2 separate regions of the Homo sapiens genome follow, and region 1 is linked to region 2. Evidence: chromatin loops called from intact Hi-C (ENCODE). Cell type or tissue: A673. All regions are shown on one strand. Links, peaks and the distances in the headings refer to the core of each region. The heading gives the core; the rest is flanking DNA.

Region 1 (7,939 bases), core at 1,112-6,111, 370 kb after region 2:
TTATATATAGTAAATAAAGAGAACAAAGGGGCATGTTAAATGACATTATAGCTATGTAATCAGCAAAATCCAAACTGTGGATGATTTTACAAGAAGAATGATGAAATTTCTTAAAAAACAAATTCTAGGATAAAAATGAGAGAAGAATCCTACAGATTAAAAACGGTTTATGAAACATCAACTAATTTTAATGCATGAATCTTATTTTTATTCCAATTTAATGAATAAACTGTAAAAACAATTCATGAGACAATTGGAAAAAATTTGAATGCTGAACAACTATATATTTAATGATATTAAGAAATCTTTTATTTGGGGATGTCATAATGTAATTTCGGCTATATGTTAAAAAAGTCTATATGTTACAGAAAGACATGTTGAAATAGTTAAGGATGAAATGATACAATATCTAAAATTTATTTTAATCATGAGTTGATAATTTTTTCAAAACTGTCTAATGAGCAAAGGATAGTTTTTATACTGCTTTATGTTTGCACATATAAAATTATTATTATTATTATTATTATTTTTGGAGACAGGGTCTTGCTCTGTCACCCAGGCTGGAGTGCAGTGGCACAATCTTGGCTCACTGCAACCTCCACTTGCTGGGTTCAAGTGATTCTCCTGCCTCAGCCTTCCAAGTAGCTGGGACTACAGCCATGCACCACCATGCCCGGCTAATTTTTGTATTTTTAGTAGAGACAGATTTTTGCCATGTTGGTCAGCCTGGTCTCAAACTCCTGACCTCAGGTGATCCACCTGCCTCGGCCTCCCAAAGTGCTGGGATTACAGGCGTGAGCCACCACGCTTGGCCCCTATAAAATTATTAATTAATGGACCAGCGCTGGCTGGTCCATTTTACAGAGTGCAGATTGGTCTATTTTACAGAGCACTGATTGGTGCATTTTACAAACCTCTTGCTAGCTACAGAGCACTGATTGGTGTGTTTTTACAGAGCATTGATTGGTGCATTTTACAAAACTCTTGCTAGCTACAGAAAAGTTATAGGAGTCCCCACTCAACCCAGGGAGTGCAGCTGGCTTCACCTCTCACTATGACCCTTTAAAAGCTAGACTATAGCTGTAGTAAGCCAAGGGTGGTTTTCTCCAAAGGAGTTTGGAACAGAAATAAAGAAAACATAATATTTTTTGGCTAAGTGGAAACTATTTTAGCAAGATGAGGAGAATCTACAATATCAACTAAAAAGAAAAAAAAATGGAAGAAAGTAGATGACTCTGAAAGAAAACACTTAACTTGGCAGTTACAGCAACTCAGATAGTTTTTACTGAGAAAATGAATTTGCAGCTAAGAGATCTTGCCAGAGATCTACAAATAGGGAACACTGTCCTCAAGGAACTTACAAAGAGAAGGGGAGGAAAAACAAAAATAACTCCAATGCTGTGAGTAAAGTGTAAAGTGGATCTCTGCATAGTTCCTTTTATTATAGCACTAGGAAAGTCTTCCTGAGGAAGAAACATCTCAGCTGAGCCTTCAGGGCTAGAAATTCATCCAGGCAGAGACAGAGAAGAAATTACATCCAAAAGGCTCTGCATCTCTGCAAATACAGTGATTCTGGCATAATTATATTTGGTTTTCTTTGACAAATGATATTTAACCAGAAGCAGAAAAAGAAAAGTTTTAAATTAGGAAGCCAAAGGGAGTCACCATTAAGTCATATGTATTATATTTCATTTATTTTGAGACACATTTTTTCTAACATTTTAATGTGTGTAAAATCAGGGTGAATCACACTGTTAGTACAGTCTCATAATAAATTTACAGTTTTAAGTACTTTTTTGCTGATGTTTAAATAATAATTTATTTTAAAATACATGAAAACTCTGATTTCATCAAATTTGAAAATCATTTGAAATATGATAAGATTGACTTTTGGGCTGATATCTTGGGCTTCTTGGTACTTATTGCGAATGGGAGAGGAGACATGATGATGGCTCATGGGATATTCTGATATGACCTGTTAAAAACAGAAGAACAAAAGAGCTCCACATAAAAGATGTTTGTACACCCATGCTCATAGTAATATTATTCATGATAGTTAAAAGTGAAAGCAACCCAAGTGTCCATAGATAGACGAATGGATGAACAAAATGTGTTATACGCATATGGTGGAATATTGTTCAGTTTCAAAAAAGGAAGGAAGCCCTTTCATATGCTACAATGAGGATATTACGCTAAATGAAATAAGTCACAAAAAGACAAATATTTACAATTCCACTTATATAAGGTACCTAGAATAGTAGAATTCATAGAGACAGAATGTAGAGCTGTCCTAACCAGGGCCTGGAGAAGAGGGGAAATGGGAACTTGCAGCGTAATAGGAATAGAGTTTCAGTCTTGCAAGACAGAAGAGTTTTGAAGATTGCTTGCACAACAATGTGAACACACTTAACACCACTGAACTGTACACTTAAAAATGGTAAAGATGGTAAACCTTATGTTATGTGTATTTTAACAGAATTTTTTTTAAGTCCACATAAAACGAATGGGAGTTTGGGGAAAGGATATGGTGAAAGGATTGAGGATAAACAATTTTTAAATAGATAAAATGGTAAAAAACAGTGGAAGGGTGAACAGAAAAGACATATTAAAAAAAAAAACAACACCACCCACAACTCACCGGCGCCTCATATACCATAATGCAAGGCATAGCAAAAGGAGCAAGGAAGGCACTATTATTGCCAAAACAATTGAGCCAATGGAGGTGGGGTTTCCTGGCAATTGAGAGAGGACAAAAGGATGTCACTTCAGATACTATACACAGAATTCCTTGGCCTTCCTTTGCCCACCTACTTCCAATGTATGGTCATTTCCAACTTCCTCTCTCATATTCCTGGCCACCATATATCCATCCTTTGATCCCCTCTACCCAGTTTACAGGTCCTTAATTCCTACATTTTTGATAACTTGGATTATCTATTTTTACTCCTGTTGGGATTGGGGTCAGGGAAATCAATCAATCAATCTCTCCCTCTTTCATCTCTCAAGCTCTATCCTTCCCCAGTGCCTCCCTCTATGCCTGAAGATCACTTCCTGGCATTTCCAGCCTGGGTCCCTGCTATTTCTTACTCCAGTAGAGGATGATGTCCTGGCCCTCTAAACTGCTGTGCTTCACCCGACAGGACAGGCCAGCCGCCTCCCCATCTGCCACATCCAGGGTTGCTCGGAGATACCATGTCCAGTTAGCATTGGGCAGGATGTCCCCTAGCTGAGTGCCCTGCTGCTCCTGCTCACCCCGCATCCACATCACCCACACGGGCTTTGGGTAGAATCCTGAGACATGGCACACAAGCTGCAGACGGCCAGGTCCAGGACTGGGGCCACTGGACAGCCAGGCCTCAGGCTTCACTAAGGCAGGAAGGAGAAAAAAAAGTGTCATGTTATAACTCGAGTTCAGAGGTTATGAACTCAGAAACCTACAAGCTTGGACAGCGACCCCATTCACTCCTTTGGGAACCAAATAACTTGTTATTTAAGCTCCTATCCTTTGATATCTTCCTACTCTTGATCTTAGAGGAGGTGGTGGGAAGTGAAATAACAGCAGGACTAACCTTGTCTTTGCAGATCTGCTTTTCCTGCATTGAGGACGCCCAAGAGATATCGGGGGCAGGTTTCATAGAGGAGAATTCTCACAGTTTCCATGATACCTTGATATTGTATGATTAGTGCACAGAATTTCTGTGCCCTGCTGCCACCTTCTGGGGAAGGCACACATGAAGCATTCTTGACACTCAGGAAATCCAATCCTCCTAGAGCTCCCCTCAGGAAGCTTACTATGGCACCTCCAGAATGTAGCTCACAGCCTGCTATGCCCTGGATCTCAAAGGGGTCTATGTAGAGGGAAAAGAGAGCAAGTTATTAAACACAAATAAGAAAAAAAGGCATGAGAAAAGAACCTAGGATTTTAGATTTTGGTGGGGATAAAGTTATTTGGTGTAAAATGATGATGAGCTAAAAACTAATGATAACATTTAGACATTTTCAGAAACAAGAGCATTGAGAAAAATGTGCATGCCATGAAGACAAAGGTATGTGATAAAGGAGTACAGTGAGTATGAAAGGAGAGGTGAGGCAGAGCGTGGTGCAGTCAGGAGTGCAGCATTCCAGAGTGAGTGGAGGTTCCCAGCAAGAGGAGGGTGCGGGGAGGAGATGATTGAAAAGATGGATTAGGGGAGAAAGCCACACGTTAGATCACTCAGGCACAGGGTAGGAGAAGTAAGGGCCCTTGAGGAGAAGTTTCACATAAGACAAACCAGCAGCTGGTTACAAAGTGGAAGACAGTCTGAGAGTAAGAGAAGAGTGCAGAGGCAGCAAGAATCTGAAATATGAGGTGTGATGGTGTGAAGCTGGAGTGAGAGACTACTCAAGAAAAGCATGTGCGTGCATTTGGGTAAAATAGAAAGGAAGGGAGAAGCATCAGAGAGAGCAACACTTTGCAAAAAAGAGAGAAAAGAGAGTCCTTGAGACTCTTCCCAGTTCGGTGGACTAGACTCACATTTCATCTGGAAATCACCGGCAAAGTCTTGTACTTCTCGAGCGAATCCAAAGATGTAGACTCGGAATATCTCCTCTAACTCAGCAACCTCCTTATCACTAAAGTTACCTTTAGACCAAGGCTTCAGGAATATGGCAGTGCCTGAGTCGCTATCCCAGCCATGAATCTGCAAATCATCCAACCAGCCTGAGCCTTGAGTTTGTGCCCAGGTACTATTGGTAAAGGACGAGGTCTGGATAACATGAAAGGAGGTCGGCCCCTGGAAGGCTGTGAAGAGTGGAAAAGCAAGATGGTGAAGATAAAGAGAGAAGCAGGAGACAATTAGGAAGAATGGGAATGAAAATGATTTAGAAAACAAGAACCTAGAGTCTAAAGAACACAGGAAGTCTGACACATTTGACTGCCTTAAGGCTTCAGGTTCTAGTCCCAACCACCAGAATGGTTGAAGAGGGCGGGAGACAGAAAGACCCAGACCCTTAGTGTCCAATTGCACCTAGGAAAGCCCTGCTTGCTTTTTAAAATCCAAACCCCTGCACCAGTGCTGGGAGCTGCCAGAGTGACTCTTACCATGTTCACTGTTACCACCAGGAAAGAGAACAGCTAACAGTTGAAATGGCAGCAGCAGCATTTCACTGGGAGATGCAACTTCTTACTGGCAGAGCTGGTATTTGATCTCCAATTTCAGCAAAGCTTTTCCTCAGTACCCTGTAGTGACTTCTTCTCTCTTCCAACTGCCAAATCTCTTCCTCATCCAAACTGCTTTTCAGAGAAAAATGTGCCTCCCACAGCCCTGAGCCTCTTACCTCACCTTTTATTTCCCTCAAGCCCTGATTTTTAGAGTTTCTCTTACCCCCTGACTTCCAGCCGCTCTCCCTGTCCTCACCTTCCTTCATACCTCCTTGGAAAAGCCCCCATATGATTCTGCATTTTCATTTCTCCTTCCTTAGCCTTTATTCCCACATCTATAGGATAAGATGGTGATATTAAGCAATTGCTAAGCTTTTAGTCTGCTTTAACCCAGAAGGATGCTTTTAGTTTATCCACCTCACTTAGTTTCTCCCCCTCCCAGCTGCCTTATCTTCTCTGGCACTCTGTTACTGCCTCTTCCCAATGTTTTCAATGTCTTCTCTTTCTTATATTGCCCTCTTTGTCTGGTGTTCCTTACCCCACATTCTAAACTGGCTGTGAGTGTGTGTGTGTGTGTGTCTGTGTCTGTGTGTGTATGTGTATGTGTGTGTACCGATATTCACTTACATAAAGGCAAAGCATTTAAAACATTTCCTGTACTATAGCACTACAAACCAAAATGCCAGAATCAAATATAATAAAGACTGAAGTTTATAATTCAAACAAAATTATACTATAGCAATATTTGAGGGAAAAAATGACAATTGCTGCTAGCATGTGACCTTCTCTTCAGGAGCTCTTGGCCTATGGAGTTTTGAGTAACAAATATTCATGACATAAACAGAACTCTAGGAGCTATGCTATGTGCACCTCCAGCCTAAGTCAAAGATAACTTTTTGGGTAAGTTGCCATAAGCGGCAGAGCTTTTTTCTTCTCTTGTAATATCTCATAACTGCTGTCTACATTTGGGCATTCATATCACCACATGTGGTATTAATAATAGAGCAAAGAGGTTGCTTTTTTTTATACAAAAAGTTCAGAGATACTTGTTTTAAGATGTCACCTCCTATCTTCTTGTATGCCCATGAAAAATTTTAAGAAGAATTTTTGGATTTTCTCCATTTAGGAAAAAAATCACATATTTGCAGAGATCTATGTATCATGCAGAAATGTGGCAGCAATCGATTCCGAGTAAAGAGGGTTATCACTAACTAATTCTATTATGTGGATAAGAAAATGCAAAGTGAGTAGTGTAGTGTTCTCTATTCCTGGGGACACTACTGGTTCACAACATTAATAAGACTGGTTCACAACATTAATAAGACTAGCCTTCATCCAAGATTATTACTGCCTAATTGATAAATACAGAGCAGCTCTCCAAATTTCAATGTATGTATCTCTTAACAACATTCCCAGACTCCAATACATGACAGAATTGAATCTACTTTTTGGATAACAGCCATAGACAACAGCAGAGACTTAACATTGGCTGTCACAGACATGAACATTACTATTTTTGTGTTTATACGTTTTTTATTTTGGGTAGAACACCCAAAACAGAGCTCAGGAAAAGCTGGTAGACAACCTGGGCTATTTTCCATTAAAATAAGTGAGTTCTTGCAAGACTCCCAAAGTTGAATTGCTACAAACTAAATCTGAAATGTTCCTCATTTTAAAAAATAATCCAAAAGAGTTGGCAGGGCACAGGAGACTATCACAACACTAGCCCCACACTCATCAAACTTTTTTTTTTCTTGAGACAGAGTCTTGCTCTGTTGCCCAGGCTGGAGTGCAGTGGCATGATCTCGGCTCACTGCAGCCTCTGCCTCTTGGGTTCAAGTGATTCTCCTGCCTCAGCCTCCTAAGTAGCTGGAACTGTAGGCATGTGCCACTATGCCCAGCTAATGTTTGTATTTTTAGTAGAGACTGTGTTTCACCATGTTGGCCAGGATGGTCTTGATCTCCTGACCTTGTGATCTGCCCACCTCAGCCTCCCAAAGTGCCAGGATTACAGGCATGATCCACCACGCCCGGCCACTCATCAAATTTTTAAACAAGTTAGGCCTAAAACATGAGAACAGTAATCCAGTCAAAATTATGTTACCAGAAAGGAATATTAGTATTGCCAAAGACTGAGTTAGAAATTGAGTTGTGCCTGAGAGATGGAAGATAGAGGAAGAGGTCTTGGTTTCAGTTTCAACAGCGTGTAAGTTTTTGCCAAATATGTGCAGAATGTCTACCTAAATAACAAACAGAAAAAGAGGCTCTCTAAAAGAAAAAGATATTTATTTGAGAATAGAGCATTGCAATGGGAATATATATGCAATAGTAAACGATGTGCATACTCAGGGAGGTAAAGGAAGGCAAATTTTTTAAAGAAAAAAAATTAAGAGAATTACATATTTGTTTTGAAATAATTATCCTTGCCTACAAATATCAATAACAACGGTGACACCAGTCAGAGGTTAAACAGACAGTTGCTGGCAGGGCAGATGTCTTTGAGGCATTTTTCATGTAAGGTTGTGATGGCCTTTTCAAGGTTGTGGTTTTTGCAGAGTCTTTCGTGGTAGTTGTTCTTATTAGGTATACAAGTGTGAGAACCCTCTCTGCATAGTCTTCCCTAGCTCTGCCAGTTTTTTTTTTTTTTCCTTAGTGACTCCGTTTTGTTTCTGGCAACATTTGCAAGAAGATGACTGTAAATTTAAATTTAGTTAGGAAAATCGCCAGACAAAATGAAAATTTTGTAATTCTTCAAATGTCATATTTGAGGGAAAAATTTACTTTATACACTGTCTTTTC
Region 2 (7,939 bases), core at 1,200-6,199:
AGCTGAACAGGTGGGGAGTCTGCCCTAGATACACCCTTAAGTTTTGAGAATAACAAAGCTAGACAAAACACAATGCAAGCTTCCAGACCTTCACAGTCCTCTGTTCAGTACTCCAAACCTCAGAGCCCTGAGACTCATGGTGTCTAGGGTCTTCATATTATATCCACCCCTGTCTAACCTCCGAGGAGAAGGCCTAAATTTTTTCAGGGCTTTTTCCTCCCTCTTTATCAAAAGCTACTCATTGGCTCCTCATCCTCGCTCTCAGGAAAGCAACACTAGGGAATATACTCTCATCAGGGTGGCACATCAAAGAACTGTGGGATCTCCCTTGCTGCCTCCCACCTAGAGGTTAGAAAGCTTCCCTGGGAGCTGGAAGTTCTCACATGACAGAGTTCTAGACCATGAAAGCAAAGGAGATGTCTGCTAGGGATTTTCTGGAAAATCTTTTGCTTTCTTGACATAAGTAACAGGAGCATTTGATGCCAACTCCTTCCTTCTTTCTGCCTTTAATAGTTGTGTGACACCTGGAGTTGCAGTAGCTATCTTGTGGCCTCAGGTGGCGGTCGTGAGGATCAAGATGCTAAAGATGATGAAGATGATGTTGGAGCCTGGGTCCTTGTTTATGCTGTTGAGATGACATAGACTGCCTGTGTCTGAAATGGTTGTGCATAAACAATAAATGCTCTTTTGTCAAAAGCTAATGTTAGCTGAGTATTCTATTTCTTGCAACCAAAAGCATTTCCAAGGGATAAAATTGGGTAGGCTAGTGATTGAAACATGGAGTATTAGAGAAAAAGAGGCTTAGAGCCAGGGAAACCAACTTGTCCTATTTTGCCCAGGTAGTGATACAGGTAGTGATCAAGACATTGGACCATAAGCCAGATTCCTGACTCTAAATCCAAGGCTTTGTAGTCATGTTGCAAAGCCATGTAAATGTATTGTCCTTCCCAGGAAACAAAATTACCAAAATTGGCCAGGCACGGTGGCTCACGCCTGTAATCCCAGCATATTGGGAGGCCGAGGCAGGTGGATCACCTGAAGTCAGGAGTTCAAGACCAGCCTGGCCAACATGGCAAAACCCTGTCTCTACTAAAAATACAAAAATTAGCTGGGTATGGTGGTGAGCACCTGTAATCCCAATTACTAGGGAGGCTGAGACAGGAGAATCTCTTGAACCCGGGAGGCAAAGATTACAGTGAGCCAAGATCATGTCTTTGCACTCCAGCCTGGATGACAATAGCTAAACTCCATCTAAAAAAAAAAAAATTATCAAAATTACCCCGTTCCATTTGAAGGCATGTGACTCCCTGCGGCTCCTAATTGGAATCTGCTCCATTCTGGCATACAGGACATGGCTTCTGTGACGCTGATGCATTTAGAGGAATGTGGCAAAGCCGTGCCTGTGAAGAGCAAAGCTGGAGGGAGCAAGACCACCTCCTGGCTTCTGGAACGCTGGGACTGTGTCAGAGCCTTCATTCAGGAGGTGTTGTAGCGCATGTGATGATTGGCTGCCAGTATATTCATGTTAATATAGGTCAGTAGTCCCAGGACATGAGGGGACAATGAATCAGCCCGCTCCCTTTCATGGTTTCAGATTCAACAAACGCTTACTCAGGCTGACTGTGAGTTGAACACTGGGGCTGGTGGTTTCACTCATGTTATCTCACTTAATTTTCAAAATAGATGTGTGAGGCAGACACGACTGTATTATGCCCACTTTACAGATGAAGAAGAATTCCCTGAAGACACACAGCTTGGTAACTCCAAAGTCAAAGTCCTCTGTTCTTTCTATTTTATGTGTGTATTTTTCCCTTCTGTATGACCTTCCCTTCCTTTATGCTCAGTCCCCTTGGCCATTCCCCCTCTCTGCACTCTTCTCCTGGCTCCCATTCACCAATCTGCTTCTCCTGCCTTGAGCCTTGCTGACACAGGAGAGCAGATGCCAACTGCTGGCTGTGGCTGTGCCTGTAATATGTGACTCTTAGCCATATGAACCAGACTCTGGGTGACCTCACAGAGAGACACTGAAGCTAGGGTTTGCGTGGAGAGAAGAAAGTGAGATCTCTCCTAAGCACTGACTTTAATATTTCACACTCTGGCATGAGATGAGTCAGAGCTTTCAGATGCCCTTGCAGTACATTCCCGGCTCAATAGCCACACCCCCAAAGTATGATATCATTCATCCACACTAATCTGTGGATTGATAAACCACACTGATACTCGGTTTCCGCATCTGTCAAATGAGGTGGGATTATTTACTGCACATGTCACTATGGGAGAGTACGTAACAGAAACCAGTCAGCAAGATCACCCTCATTCTCTGGAATAAAGGGATAGTAGGCTGGGCATGACAGCTCATGCCTACAGTCCCAGCACTTTGGGAGGCTGAGGCAGGAGAATCACCTTAGCCTAGGAATTCGAGACCAGCCTGGGTTACATAGCAAAACCCCGTCTGTACAAAAATATTTTTTATATTAGCCAGGCATGACACCTGTAGTCCCAGGTGTCATGGGACTGAGCTCGGAGGTCAAGCCTGCAGTGAGCTGTGATTGTGCCACTACACTCCCACCTGGATGACAGAGTGCTCTCTCATAGATAGATAGATAGATAGATAGATAGATAGATAGATAGATAGATAGAATTTTATTCCTAGTAGCCTCTTCCTACAGGCTTTCCAGGAGCTCCTGCCACCTCCATAGGACAGGCAGGGAGGTCTTCAGTGCTTCTGTTTGTGATCAAAGCCAAAGGGCACCATGCCCACTGCCTCAGACCTCCCCCAGCTCTCTGACCTACCCTGGGAGGGTCTGGTTTGACACTCTGTGGGGACTTCACCCCTTGGGAATCAACCGTCTTTTCCCTTTTGTAATCCATTTTCTTCTCAAAGATAGTTATCTGTACCTGCTTCCTTTTATTTTATTTTATTTTTCCTCCAGGAACCTATCATATTAGCCACCTGCCTACAGGAGAGAGTGAAAGGGATTGGATTTAGGAGGGAGAGGTGGACGGTATGTGGAAGTAAGAGAGAGACATGGTAAAGAAAATCCCAGGCCAGGCTGTGGCTCACGCCTGTAACCCCAGCGCTTTGGGAGGCCGAGTCGGGCTATCTTTTGAGCTCAGGAGTTCAAGATCATCCTGGCCAACATGGTGAAACCCCGTCTCTACTAAAATTACAAAAATTAGCCGGGTGTGGTGGCGTGCACCTGCACTCCCAGCTACTGAGGAGGCTGAGGTTGGAGAATCGCTTGAACCCGGAGGCGGAGGTTGCAGTGAGCCGAGATCGTGCCACTGCACTCCAGCCTGGGCGACAGAGGGAGGCTCTGTCTCAAAAAATAAATAAATAAAATAAAATAGAAAGAAAATCCCGCCCTGGCAGTTAGGGCAGCGGGTGCCTCCTGCCAGCAGATGGCAGCACCACACCACAGAACCACAAAACCTGATGAGCACTGAGCGGAGAGAAGGGGAGAAGCAACCCAAAGTGTAGGATGTTTGGAGTGGGAGTGCAGAGTTGACAGAGAAGCTGTAACAGGAATGCACAGCAGAAGAGCCAGCAGGGAGACTGCCAGATGCAGGGTCTAGACTCCAGAGTTCCATCCTGGGATGGAGTCTGCAGGATCTGGTCCATCCATGCTAGCATCCAGTCCTTATTTCACCTGCTATTTGGATGACTTTGGACAAGCCATTTCTCTGCCGTGAGCCTTAATTTTCTCACCTGTAAAAGGAAGCTGTCTCATCAGCTCAGGCTGCAGTAACAGAACGCCACAGGCCAGGTGGCTTAAACAACAGAAACTTATTGCCTTATGGTTCTGAAGGCTGGAAGTCCAAGATTAGGGTACCAGCATGTTAGGTTCTGGTTCCTCTCTTCCTGGGTTGCAGGCAGCTGCCTTCCTGTTATGTCCTCACATGGCCTTTCCTTTGTGCGCGTGAAAGGCAAAAGAAGGAGAGAGAGAGTGAGAGAGAGAGAGAGAGATCTGATGTCTATTCTCTTCTTATAAGGACACCAGTCCTGTAAGGATTAAGGCTCTACCCCTATGAGCTCAGTTCACCTTAATTAACTCTTTAAAGGCTCTGTGTCCAAATAGTCACACTGGGGTTAGGGCTTCAACATATAGATTTAGGGAGGACACAATTCAGTCAGTAATAGAAACTCACAAGAATACCTACTTGACAAGGTTGTTATGGGAGCACATAAAAACGTGTGAATAAGGTAACAAACCATATGGCTCTGACCACTCTACGCAGTGATTAGAAACCTGTTTCAAATTCCCTGAGACCTAGGGAAGAACAGAGCACTGTGCTTAGGAACAACCTTGTTTCTATCTTTTCTCATCTCCCAACTCACCTCAGGCAAGCCCAGGCTTTCCCTTCCTGGAATACAAGTTGCTCAGTATCCTATGCTTCTTCTTGACCATTATAGCAAAACTGCTTGAGACTAGACTTTAGGAAGGATTTCCTGGTGGGCAAGACAGTAAATTATCTCCTGTGTCTTCCCATTGGAGATCTAAAAACTCCAATGGGAAGAGGAAGCCATCTTGCTAAATCTTTCTACCATCTGGGCAACAATTGGTATTGATACAAAGGTAGAAGACCTTATTTAACTGGACTAAACCTCAAGAAGTCAAGCTAATCTCCTTAAACTAGAGGTCTGGGAAACACATTTGGAATCTGTAGGGTCTTCCTGGAAGGTTATGGGCAAGTCAGGTGTGGCTTGGGATGGATCTTCAATAAGAGGGTGGGGCTTGGTGCTTGCACCTGGATTTCCTTTCCCCCTTAACTTGACTCCTCTCTGGTGAGCAGGCCCAAATGCACTCCTCCTCCATCCCAACATAAGTGCCTCTCTCCACTTATGGTATCAGTTAGACTCTTGAGGAACCTTAGAGATGTGATCACCTGCTTCCACTGTCTTTGGGGCCTGGGGAACATGTGGGACAGAGAAGAGAGGCCATGGTGTGATGCTGAGGAAGTCAGCCTGACAGCCATCTTCATGAGCATCCTCCTATTATCACCATCATCAACAACAGCCCATGTTCATTTAACTCACTGTGGGAAAGGCTCTGGGCTAACTTTCATGGGACCATGTTCACTGGGGTCTGAGTCCTGGTGCTGAAGGAGCACCTAGTCTAGCCAGGGGAGCCGGCTAATCAATGGCATGTGTAATGTGCTTCATGTGTGCATGGTACTTTGCAAGTTTTCAAGAACTTCATGGAGGTCGTGAACGTAGCTGAAGTAGTGTAAGAAGGCTTCATGCAGAGATGGGCTTTGAGCTGAAAGCTGAATATTAAGTAGCAGTTAGACAAAAGAAGAGAAGGGCAGGCAGGCAGGAGGAGTGCCACGAGCAAATTCTTGGGGAGCGGGGGAGATATGTGAGATATCAGCCCCCGTGGCGCTGCTGAGATAAGTAATGAGTGATAAGACTGGGAAGGAATGGGGACAGTTCCTGGAGGATCTTGAATGTCAGGCTGGGGCATTCAGATTTCCCCACTAGGCCCCGGAGAGCTAGTGAAGCTGGAGTCTGTCCTCGCTCTGCCTGGAGCTAAGACCTAGCATTTTCAGACCATTCTCTTAATACCTATTTCCTTCCCTCACTGTCTCCCCAAAGGTTAGACTGGGGACTAAAATCCTCCTGTGCTGTAACATCAAGCTGACTTAGAGCAGACGGCCTTTCTACTGGGGCCTGCATCCAGAGGCCTCCACTTCCCCTCCCCTCCCCGGCCTTCACATTCCAATTCCCCGGCTGCGAACTCATGTGAGATCATAAGTCACAGTACCATAAACCACTCCAGAGTGTGTAATAAGTGAATTATTTACCAATGACCCTGGCTAAATGTTCACAGGGATAAATGATTAAGCCGCAGATCTGTCAAAAAGTTCCCATAAATAAGTAATTCTGTGCCGCCTTAATGGGCTTTGTAAATTACTCATTCATGCCACTGCTGGATCACTCTCTGGGGTAAATTCCTCACACCTGCTGATTTACTGCTGAGGTCTGCACACGGTGATACAAATTCTGCTAGCCAGCTGGGCAGACACCCCAGGTGCCAACCCACCTGGCTGAGCCCCCAGGGATGAGGATACCAGAAACAAAAAGTCTCCCGCGTCATCTGACAAAAATGTGGGGTCCAAGGTGGGCTGACCTTCTGGGCCACTTGGAGTTTGTCCTGCAGGGCAACACTGCAGTGTCAGAATCCTTCTCCTACAGGCATCCATTCAGTGAGCATGTACTTAGCATGTCCTGTGTCCTAGGCTCTGTGTTAGATGCTTAGACCCCAAAGACACAGAAGTGTGCTCCAATGGGCTTGGTCACGGGAATGAAAGAAGACTGGACATACAGTGTAACTGATGCCATAGCAGAGTGCTACTTGAGCCCACTGGGGGAATATCCAGGACAGCTGGAGAAATTGAGGAGATGGCAAAATATGGGGTTTGAGTTTCACTTTGTGCTAAAAAAGCCTCACTCCAATTCAGTCAAGATGGGCTGAGCCCTGTTGCTATGATAGTGAACAGCCCTACAATTTCAGTGGCTTACAACCACAAAGGTTTATTTCTCATTATGCAATCTGGAGGGTCAGTTGAGGGCTCTGTTCAACCCCATCATCATCCTCCCCCTAGGACCTGGGCTGATAGCACAACATCACCTAGGTTATTGCCAGTCGCTGTGACCAAGGGAAAAGAGAACATGGCAGAGCATAACTTGGTTCCTAAAACTTCTGGCCAGAAGTGACACTTCCACTCACATTTTATTGGCCAGACAAAGTCCCATAGTCATGCTTTAACTCAACTGAGACAGAAAATTCTAACCTGGGGAAAGAGAGAAAAAAAAAAGGATTTGTGAACAATCTTAATGACTACTCCACATGCAAATTCTGGTCCTGTGAATCTAGGAACTGCTGTGGACTGAATGCATGCATTCCCCAAAACTTTATTTGCTGAAGCCCTAATCCCCAATGTAATGGTATTTAGAGGTGGTGCCTTTGGGAGGTGATTAGGTCATAAGGGTGCATCCCTCATGAATGGGATTAGTGCCCTAAAATACACAAAAGAGATTCTCTCTCTCTCTCTCTCTCCACCATGTGAGGACACAGCAAGAGATCCAGCAAGAAGCTCAGAACCCATCTGCTGAAGCACAGAAGAGGGGTTCAGGACCCATCTGTTGAAGCTCAGAGAGTGGCTCAGGACCCCATCTGCTGAAGCTTAGAGAGCGGCTCAGGACCCCATCTTCTGAAGCTCAGAGAGGGGCTCAGGACCCCATCTGCTGAAGCTCAGAGAGGGGCTCAGGATCCCATCTTCTGAAGCTCAGAAGAGCGGCTCAGGACCCCATCTTCTGAAGCTCAGAAGAGCGGCTCAGGACACCATCTTCTGAAGCTCAGAGAGCGGCTCAGGACCCCATCTGCTGAAGCTCAGAGAGCGGCTCAGGACCCCATCTTCTGAAGCTCAGAAGAGCGGCTCAGGACCCCATCTGCTGGCACCCTGATTTTGGACTTTCAGTATCCAAAACTGTGAGAGATACATTTCTGATTTTTAAGCCATCCTGTCTATGGTATTTGTCATAGCAACCCAATCTAACCAAGAATCTAGTGTATATCTGTGGGCAGGTTCCTAAACTTATCTTTCGTTTTCTTCAGCTATGGAACGGGGTAAGAATAATAAGAACAACCTCTTAGAGGATTAAATGTGGTAATCTGTGTAATGCACTGAGCACCATGTCTGGCACATAGTAAGTGCTCAATCGCTCTGTTGGCCTTTGTTATTACCATTATTATTATCATTAGGTGTGACAGCAGCAGTAGTATCCTGTAGAAGTGGACCTCTGAAGTTGAGTATTGAAGAGCAGGTCACACCCACAAACACGTATGCACACTCACCTTTACTGGTTAACCTGGTCTGAGGTAACAACATCCTCTCCAATATCCCCTCTCCATCACCACCACCGACATCTTTAGTC

What was found. Peaks named below come from ENCODE experiments on the same cell type or tissue, not always from the same donor. Only the 100,000 strongest peaks of a DNase experiment are listed, where the experiment ranks them.
Region 1: it touches region 2 in a loop (2.9-fold over the local background); 1 of 110 quality-filtered maps calls a loop at or near these places.

The regions. Positions count from the first base shown.
Region 1 is chr1:158,326,283-158,334,221 of GRCh38, forward strand. CD1B (CD1b molecule) reads right to left here and starts at 5,249. Exons shown (of 6, transcript NM_001764.3): 1 at 5,081-5,249; 2 at 4,514-4,780; 3 at 3,570-3,848; 4 at 3,088-3,366; 5 at 2,639-2,732; 6 at 1,673-1,975. The coding sequence starts at 5,141. The coding sequence ends at 1,954. In A673, for the core only: a CTCF peak has its summit at 3,717 (motif pointing left); no DNase peak of the experiment used is centred there; H3K27me3 peaks cover 1,801 bases.
Region 2 is chr1:157,960,416-157,968,354 of GRCh38, forward strand. No RefSeq gene overlaps it. Among named protein-coding and RNA genes, the nearest start is that of KIRREL1, 29 kb to the right of the region's middle. In A673, for the core only: a CTCF peak has its summit at 3,401 (motif pointing right); DNase peaks (open chromatin) are centred at 2,146, 3,426, 5,326 and 5,786; H3K27ac peaks cover 3,068 bases.